2 separate regions of the Homo sapiens genome follow, and region 1 is linked to region 2. Evidence: read pairs that join two places in POLR2A ChIA-PET (ENCODE). Cell type or tissue: Panc1. All regions are shown on one strand. Links, peaks and the distances in the headings refer to the core of each region. The heading gives the core; the rest is flanking DNA. Region 1 overlaps HK1 (hexokinase 1). Region 2 holds the start of TACR2 (tachykinin receptor 2).

The links. ChIA-PET counts read pairs that join two places held together with the same protein. Peaks named below come from ENCODE experiments on the same cell type or tissue, not always from the same donor. Only the 100,000 strongest peaks of a DNase experiment are listed, where the experiment ranks them.
Region 1: POLR2A ChIA-PET joins it to region 2 with 16 read pairs; 11 of 35 experiments call an interaction of 5 or more read pairs at or near these places.

Annotation. Positions count from the first base shown.
Region 1 is chr10:69,323,934-69,327,470 of GRCh38, reverse strand. All of the region lies in intron 1 of HK1 (hexokinase 1), which reads right to left. Among named protein-coding and RNA genes, the nearest start is that of HK1, 6.9 kb to the right of the region's middle. RefSeq lists an enhancer at 1,058-1,666. In Panc1, for the core only: no CTCF peak of the experiment used is centred there; a DNase peak (open chromatin) is centred at 1,182; H3K4me3 peaks cover 799 bases; H3K27ac peaks cover 1,840 bases.
Region 2 is chr10:69,415,850-69,421,604 of GRCh38, reverse strand. It overlaps TACR2 (tachykinin receptor 2), which reads left to right and starts at 4,687. Exons shown (of 5, transcript NM_001057.3): 1 at 4,687-5,673. The coding sequence starts at 5,282. RefSeq lists enhancers at 3,138-3,432, 4,183-4,917. In Panc1, for the core only: no CTCF peak of the experiment used is centred there; no DNase peak of the experiment used is centred there.

The sequences.
Region 1 (3,537 bases), core at 1-2,500, 91 kb after region 2:
GCAGAATAGATGAATTAACTAGGGAGCTTTTATACTCTGTAAGAAACCAGAGCAGTTTAATGAAACAGTTACGTAGATCAACATTTTTAAAATCTCAAAAATACAATGTTGAGCTAAAAGAAAGTAAATGGCGGAAGGATACATACAGTATAGCACCATTTATAAGAGTTTAAAACTGGCTGAGTGTGGGGGCTCAGGCCTATAATCCCAGAACTTTGGAAAGAGGCCTAGGCAGGTGGATCACTTGAGGTCAGGATTTTGAGACCAGCCTGACCAACATGGTGAAACCCCGTCTCTACTAAAAATACAAAAAAATTAGCCAGGTATGATCTCAGCTACTCAGGAGGCTGAGGCAGGAGGATTGCTTGAACCCAGGAGGCAGAGGTTGCTGTGAGCTGAGACCGTGCCACTGCACTCCAGCCTGGGCAACAAAATGAGATTCCATCTCAAAAAAAAAAAAAAAAAAAAAAGTTTAAAACCACACAAAGCAATACCATATATTGCTTAAACACATAGTCAGTATAGCACCATTTACAAAAGATCAAAACCATATATCTATAAAGCAATACCATATACTGTTTATAGACATATGCATATGTAATAAAAGCGTAAAAACATGCATGAAAAGATAAACACCAAATTCAGGACAGAGGTCACCTCCGAAGGGAGAAGCAGCAAACTATCTCAGAGATGGCATAGAAAGGGCTTCAACTGTGTCTGTAATGTAATTGTAATTGTGTCTATAACTTCTCAAGCTGAGTAGCAGACTCAGAGGTGTTTATGTGAACCTCAATCTTCTTTTATGTGCCTCAAATATTTCATAATAAAAAATTAACTCAAATGTATTGATTTGTGAGGGGACAGTATTAAAATACAGGTTCCAAGGTAAAACATTAAAATCAACAAGGACAGGTTTTTCTCCTAAAAGAAGGAAACAGAGGAAGCAAGAAGAGCCCTCTGAATCCTATTCCTGATTTTCTTTCGACCTTAGAAAAATGTTTTATCTCCTCTGGATGGGCCTTCAGTCTCTGTTTCTAAATGGGGAATAAATTGCTTGCCTTCTGTCTGCAACACACAAGGCAGGCAGCAGGATGCCCTGGGGAGGGAGCCGTGCTGGGAAGCCCGGGAATAATACTTCCTGTACTGACAACCTCGCTGAGGCTTTTGAAAGAGCATATGAAAGCATACACACACCTACACATATGTTAGTATAGTTGTGTGCAGAAACATTTATAGTGTAATCTCAATTACATATATATATAATTCATACCCGACATGACACTCACGAAGTGTTCCAGGATGCCCAGAGACAAAAAGCCATTAAAAAAAAAAAAAGCGGCCAGGCGCGGTGGCTCACGTCTGTAATCCCAACACTTTGGGAGGCCGAGGCGGGTGAATCACGAGGTCAGGAATTCAAGACCAGCCTGGCCAACACGGTGAAACCCCGTCTCTACAAAAAATACAAAAAATTAGCTGGGTGTAGTGGCAGGCACCTGTAATCCCAGCTACTAGGGAGGCTGAGGCAGAAGAATCGCTTGAACCTGGCAGGCAGAGGTTGCAGGGAGGTGAGATCGTGCTACTGTACTACAACCCAGGCGACAGAGTAAGACTCTGTCTCAAAAAAAAAAAATGCAGTCCAGAGGCAGTAGCTGGCACCCGTAATCCCAGCATTTCGGGAGGCCAAGGCGGGCAGATCACTTGCGGTCAGGAGTTTGAAACCAGCCTGGCCAACATGGTGAAACCCAGTCTCTATTTAAAATACAAAAATTAGCCGGGCATGGTGGCAGGCGACTGTAATCCCAGCTACTGGGGGGCAGGGGGGGGCACTGAGGCAGAAGTATCACTTGAACCCGCGAGATGGAGGTTTCAGTGAGCTGAGATCACACCACTGCACTCCAACCCAGGATACAGAGTGAGACCCCATCTCAAAAAAAAAAAAAAAAATGCAGGCCAGGAGCATTGGCTGGTGCCTGTAATCCCAGCTACTCAGGAGGCTGAGGCAGGAGAATCGCTTGAACCCAGGAGACAGAGGTTGCAATGAGCCGAGATCACATCACTGCATTCCAGCCTGGGCAACAGAGCAGAACTCCATCTCAAAAAAAAAGAATAAGAAAATACATGGCCGGGTGTGGTGGCTCACACCTGTAATCCCAGCACTTTGGGAGGTCGAGGCAGGCGGATCACAAGATCAGGAGATCGAGACCATCCTGGCTAATACAGTGAAACCCCGTCTCTCCTAAAAATACAAAAAATTAGACGGGAGTGGTGGCAGGCGCCTGTAGTCCCAGCTACTCAGGAGGCTGAGGCAGGAGAATGGCGAGAACCCAGGAGGCGGAGCTTGCAGTGAGCTGAGATCGTGCCACTGCACTCCAGCCTGGGCAACAGAGCGAAGACTCCATCTCAAAAAAAAAAAAAAAAAAAAAAAATACACATTTTTGTGACAATTAATTTTGACTCCACCTTACAAAGTTTCTAAGTATAATATCCCTGATGTGTACTGTTTACCAGAAGTCAATGTTATTTCCAGAAATCAAGACCAATCAAACTGTAAAATTTTTACCTATTTTTCTTTAAGATCAAATACAATGAACACAACCCAGTGTATATTAAGTGGTTGCAAAAGATCCCGTTGTTAAGGTTTATTAGGCCAGAAGGCAGTGGGCACCTGTCCTGCTACTCCAAACAGACTAACACATCCCCAGAACTGGGGATGGGAGCAGCTTCCTGAAGCACTTAAGGAGCTAACATCTGCAGCCTAGCTGTAAGCAGTTCCTAGCCTAGGGATTTCCCACCCAAGGTATGACCACACCATGCTGTGGGCCCTCATAGCCCATATGCTTTGCACATATAACACAGCAAATACTTCATTTTTTTTTAATTATTATTTTTGTTTAGATGGAGTCTCGTTCTGTCACCCAGACTGGAGTGTCAGCTCACTGCAACCTCCGCCTCCCAGGTTCAAGTGATTCTTCTGCCTCAGCCTCCCGAGAAGCTGGGACTACAGGCATGAGCCACCACATCTGGCACCTTTTTTGTATTTTTAGTAGAGACGGGGTTTCACCATGTTGGTCAGGCTGGTCTCGACCTCCTGACCTCAAATGATCAGCCTGCCTTGGCCTCCCAAAGTGCTGGGATTATAGGCATGAGCCACCACGCCCGGCCAGCAAATATTTTATGCTCCATGAGAACTGGGACCGTTTCTGCCTTGTTTATAGTTGTCACCCCAGCCTAGCACAGTCCTCTGCACATAATAAAAAAATCAAACATTTTTTAAAGAAATGATTGAGCTCCTGTGATCAGATTTGATCTTCAGGGTTTTCAAATCAATAAGCATACTTAGGGAGGCCAAGGCGGGAGGACTGCCTGAGCCCAGGAGTTCAAGACCAGCCTGGGCAATATGGTGAGACCCTGTCTCTATAAAAAAATAAAAACAAATCCATAAGCAGGTGCCAGCAGTCTGACCACAACTGATTCCTGGATGCAGAGGTATACAGCTCCCTGTCTTTATCCATGTCTTCCCTGGACCTTCTCAGGCAT
Region 2 (5,755 bases), core at 3,256-5,755:
AGGGCCTGTAAAAATAAAAATGCTACCCATTCACCCCTAACAAGGTGATAATTTAGACTTTACTCATCATTTGTTATTCATTTATTCATTTGATGTTTATTGAGCATCTACCATGTACCAGTGTGCCAGGCATTATACGGCCCTGCCCACTTGAAATCCCACCATTAACTTAGAACTTTCATATCTGTATCACAAAGACATAGATATAAATAAATAAATAATGTACACATAAGATTCCCCATCCCTCACTGGAGTATTATTTTACATTTTATTCATCATTTTTATTCAACCAACCTTTATAGGACACTGACAACGTTCTGGCCACTCCTAGACACTGGAAACAAACAAGACGCGATCCAAGACCTGAGAAGCCTTGCCTGCCATCAGTGTGACAAGGAGGTGATCAAGGAAGTGGTTTCGATGGGCCTCCGGGACGTGGAGGCCGACAGAACAGTAAAGGCAAGACAAGGGGACGTGAGCCCCACCTCACTGGTGATGAAACCAGGCCTCGCCCTGCCCCTCTTGGGAGCTCCTGCACCTCTTTTTTTTTTTTTGAGATGGAATCTCAATCTGTCACCCAGGCTGGAGTGCAGTGGCTGCATCTCAGCTCCCTGCAACCTCCGCCTCCCGCATTCAAGTGATTCTCCTGCCTCAGCCTCCCGAGTAGCTGGGATTACAGGCACTTGCCACTGTACCTGGCTAATTTTTGTATTTTTAGTAGAGACAGGGTTTCACCATGTTGGCCAGGCTGGTCTCGAACTCCTGACTTCAGGTGATCCACCCACCTCAGCCTCCCAAAGTGCTGGGATTACAGGTGTGAGCCACCATACCCAGCCTCACTCCTCTTCTCTAATTGAGGAAATAGATAGGGGCTCCTGGGTCTTTGAATTTCATGGGCCAATATAATATTAAAAACCTATTGAGGGGGCCGGGCATGGTGGCTTACGCCTGTAATCCCACCACTTTGGGAGACTGAAGCAGGCAGATCACCTGAAGTCAGGAGTTCAAGACCAGCCTGGCCAACATGGTGAAACCTCGTCTCTACTGAAAATATAAAAATTAGCTGGGCATGGGGGTGGGCGCCTGTAATCCCAGCTACTCGGGAGGCTGAGGCAGGAGAATCGCTTGAACCTGGGAGGTGGAGGGTACAGTGAGCCAAGATTGTGCCACTGCACTCCAGCCTGGGCAACACAGTGAGACTCTGTCTCAAAAACAAACAAACAAAACAAAAACAACAACAACAACAACAAAAACCCTATTGAGGGAACCATACCGGTCACTGACTTTTTATTCCACCAAGTAAGGAATTTTAAAGAAAAAGCAAAACCAGGTCAACAACTACCATCCGCCATCCCCATTATTTCATGAAAGAACTCAAACAGCAGGAAGGGCATGGTCTCGGAATGAAGGACAGTCCATGGAACCAGATTCATCTAGCAGAATGAAAAGTGTTCTTCTTCTTGTCCTCATTTGGCCCCACCAGGAGCTCCCGCAAATACAGATGTGATCCTTCCTCCTGTCTCTGGGATGATCACTGGAGCAGCGGCTCAGGGTCAGACCCACCACCGGGCACAGGACTGGAGCCTTTCAGCAGAGGGGCTGACCCTTTGCCAACCCCACGTCCTCCTCTCACTTCGGCCACCTCCTGGCACCCCCAGCATTGCCCTGGTGACAGGGTGACCCTCAGCGCTAGTGTCCCGCGATGCTGTCTGTGACCTCTGAAGCTAGGGCCCAGAGCAGCCTCCCAAACAGAGATAGGCCACTCTCAAGAGCATCCCCCAGGCGCTGATAGCAACGCCTCATCCACAGTGCTTTCTGGAGCCGCCTTTCCTCTCCCACCCACTTCTCTCACACACCACAGCTCTCCCACCTTTTCTTCCTCAAACTCCCTGGAAGATCATTCCTCTCCCAACTCTGGTCTTTAAGCCTCTAGCCCAGAGGTCACAATTACACCAACCAGCAAGGCACAGTTGCCAGCGCACGCCCGTCTGAAGGAGTGGCTGCTGTCTAGCTGTGTGGACGTTGCCCTGCGCTTCCCAGGCCCCCTTCAAGCTGCCGGGCAGGCATATAGTACCAGCACCATGTTTAGCGTCCCCGACTGCAGGCCTCGCCTCAACTGCCTTGACAACAATCACATGATTTCTTGGGGTGGCCCACGTCCAGTGACCAATGTGGAAATATAAAGGCCTGGTTAACTTTGCCCCACACGGGGCAACTCTGAAGCTATCCCAGTTCCAATTACCCATGGGGTTACCAAGGCTATTGTAGGCCTGGACCACAGCACGATGCCGTGCTTCAGCCACACTTGCTTCCTGCCTTGTCTGCTGCCCCAAGTGTTGACCCCAGTGGTAGCTCCCTGAGAAACAGCTGGTGTGTTTCTTACACAGCAGGGTCTGCTTCCTGGATGCACGCAACTGGCACCATCAGCTCAGGTGTGCGATTACAGGTGTGAGCCACCGTGCCCGGCATTTTTTTTTCTCCTTTAAAAGGACTGGCCTTCCAGGCGCAGTGGCTCATGCCTGTAATCCCAGCACTTTGGGAGGCTGAGGCAGGTGGATCACCTGAGGTCAGGAGTTCAAGACCACCCTGACCAACATGGTGAAACCCTGTCTACTAAAAAAATACAAAAATTAGCCAGGTGTGGTGGCATACACCTGTAATCCCAGCTACTTAGGAGGCTGAGGCAGGAGAATCGCTTGAACCCAGGAGGCGGAGGTTGCAGTGAGCCAAGATCGTGCCATTGCACTCCAGCCTGGGCGACACTGTGAGACTCCATCTAAAATAATAAAATAAAATAAGGACTGGCCTTCGGGATCGCTGTCTAGCTATGGACTCAGAAGGCCAGTGCCAAGCAGCAAAGCTGATCAGGAACCCCTTCATCCTGGGTGGCCCGCATCTTCCCCTTTCACGAGGCTTCAAACCATAGCACATAGTTGGAAGGCTGCAAGAGCAGATAATTTAAGGGGAAAATAAAAACTCAGATGTACAAGCTCCAAAACATAATCCCCTTTACATAAACAGTGGAGGTGGCGGGATGTTGTGGGGAGGAAGGAACTTGAACTCTGCTGGGCTTCTGTGACTGGTGACAGGCGCTCAGGCATCCCAGCCCTGCACTGGGTTTGCACCTGAAGCTCAACAAATTCCCACTGCCTGGGAGCAGGAGGACAGCAAAAAGAGCAGGCTGTCTTGGGCTTCCATTCTTATTTCTACACATTCTGCTCTTTAGGACCCTGGCCAGATGGGCATGAGACAGAAGCAAACCCTAAAGTACTGCTACTGTTGCCGCCACCAACAGAGATCAAAGGCAGAGACCCTTCTGCTAGGGTCCAAAGTCCAAACAGGCCACTCCAGAGAGGAAACAGGCACACAGGCACACACCCACGGGAGGAGTAGGGGCCCAGGAAGCACTCCCTCCCCAAGGGCAAGGATGGGGTTCCCATTCGACCCAGCACATGCTCCTCACATCTGCACAGCAGGGAGACCAAACAATAGATACAATTTCAGTGTTGATTGTCGATGAACTTACCCAGAAGTTCATAATCAGAAAAATCCATAAAGAAGCTCTTTCAATTTCAGCATGTTTAAGTTTCATGACTTATGGTTTAGTGTTGTTTTTATATTGGATTCCATGGGTGGCATAATCTTTTCAGCACTAGAGACCTTTAAAGGTCTTTCTCAGCTCACCCCGGGAGACAAGGGCTGGGTGTCAGGAAAGTGACACACAGGGAGAAGCAGAAAATGGACTGGGAGTGTGGGGGCCGAGGCCCAGCCACGAGAAACCCAGGCGGTGCAAGGCAGAGCCCTGGGAGCACAGAGGCTGCTGTGCCGTGGGTTGCTGGTGAATGAGAAGCCTCCTCTGCTTTAATGAAGAACATGCCCCCCCGACTCCCGCTAATCCTGCCCTGCCTTCATGGTCCACACACCACAGGTGTGCACAGGTTCATGCGTGTGTGTGAGCTTAACACGTCAGCCGCACATACAGTTGCTCAGAAACATCTTCACTGCTTCACACACGTGCACACAGTCAATGACCAGGAGCAGGGATCTTGGGGCAAACCTAGAGCAGCTTCTCAGGAGTTAAAACTCCAGCTTTGCTGTGGTTCCCGGAAGAGCCCTGACTTTGTCCTAAGACAGTGGTTCTCAAAGTGAAGTGCTGGCTCCAGCAGCATCAGTATCACCTGGGAACTCGCTGGAAACGCTCCGGGTTCTGGCTTCTCCTCCTAGAGCGCCCAGAGCTGTGGGGTCCTCCCTTCGGGCCAGAAACTCCAATCATAGTTTTTATGTACCAACCCCTGTGCTAAGTAGACTTTGTGCACATTATCTCCATTTAAAATTCACAAATGTACTGTAAGATGCACACCATTTTTCTATATTTTTCAGATGGGGTAGACAGAGCTCAGAAAGGTTAAGAGACTTGCCTGGAGTCACCAAACCAGGCTCGAACTCCTTCTGTATTCAGAATCACTCTTCAGACGTAGCTCCTGTCCTGGGCTGAAAGTCAACATCCGCCGAGAGCTGGGCCCTCTGTACCAGCCCCATCTCCCCCAAGTCTCTCCCTGCCTCTGCAGCCAGTCCTAAATCTTTCAAGAGACAAGGCCAAGCAGGGGGTGGGACCAGGGGCGGGAGCCAAAGCCCCCCCTCGTGAGCAGGCAGCACCTCTGCCAAGGCCCCCACTGGCCCTGCCCCAGAGAACGGCAGGGAAGCTGCAGCGAGGGCTGGCAGCTGGCAGAGCCCTGAGCACCCAGCACCCAGCCCGGCTTGCAGCCCAAAGCCTGGAGAGAGGCTGCTGCGCCATTGACCTGTGGACTCCAGAGACTCCCGCTGTGCATTCCTCTGATCTGGAAGGTTTCCTGAATTACGTGACGAGAAACCTGGGTTCGAGTCCTAACTTGTCACCAACTTCCTGAGTGACCTGGGCTGGTCCCGTCCCCTCTTGGAATCTCTGTCTTCCATCTCTTCAGCGAAGGGGTTGATTTATAAGGGTGTTTTCTGCTCTGACACTGTGATTTGAATTCTGTGTTTCCACATGATATTCGAGAAGTCTGGCCGGAAGGATGGAATCTGAAATGACAATGGTTCTGGACTGGGCTTTGTGCTCAGCCCAGCTCATCTTTGCCTGAGACCTAGGAGTGGCCCCAGGCTCTCCTGATGTGCCACCACGCTTGGCATCTGCTCCTCTCCCTGCCCCCATATTCCCATGCTCTGAAGGGGAGTTCTCTTTCATAGCAAATCCGAGAGGAGCCGAGGAGCCAGGTCCTTTGTTCCAGACCCAGAAGCAGCCATGGGGACCTGTGACATTGTGACTGAAGCCAATATCTCATCTGGCCCTGAGAGCAACACCACGGGCATCACAGCCTTCTCCATGCCCAGCTGGCAACTGGCACTGTGGGCCACAGCCTACCTGGCCCTGGTGCTGGTGGCCGTGACGGGTAATGCCATCGTCATCTGGATCATCCTGGCCCATCGGAGGATGCGCACAGTCACCAACTACTTCATCGTCAATCTGGCGCTGGCTGACCTCTGCATGGCTGCCTTCAATGCCGCCTTCAACTTTGTCTATGCCAGCCACAACATCTGGTACTTTGGCCGTGCCTTCTGCTACTTCCAGAACCTCTTCCCCATCACAGCCATGTTTGTCAGCATCTACTCCATGACCGCCATTGCTGCCGACAGGCAAGAGGGTCCTTGGGGAAGCTGGGGGGAGCCTCCCCACTGAGCCGGGGCTCAGATAAGGGTGGTGACATGCCTGTGATTA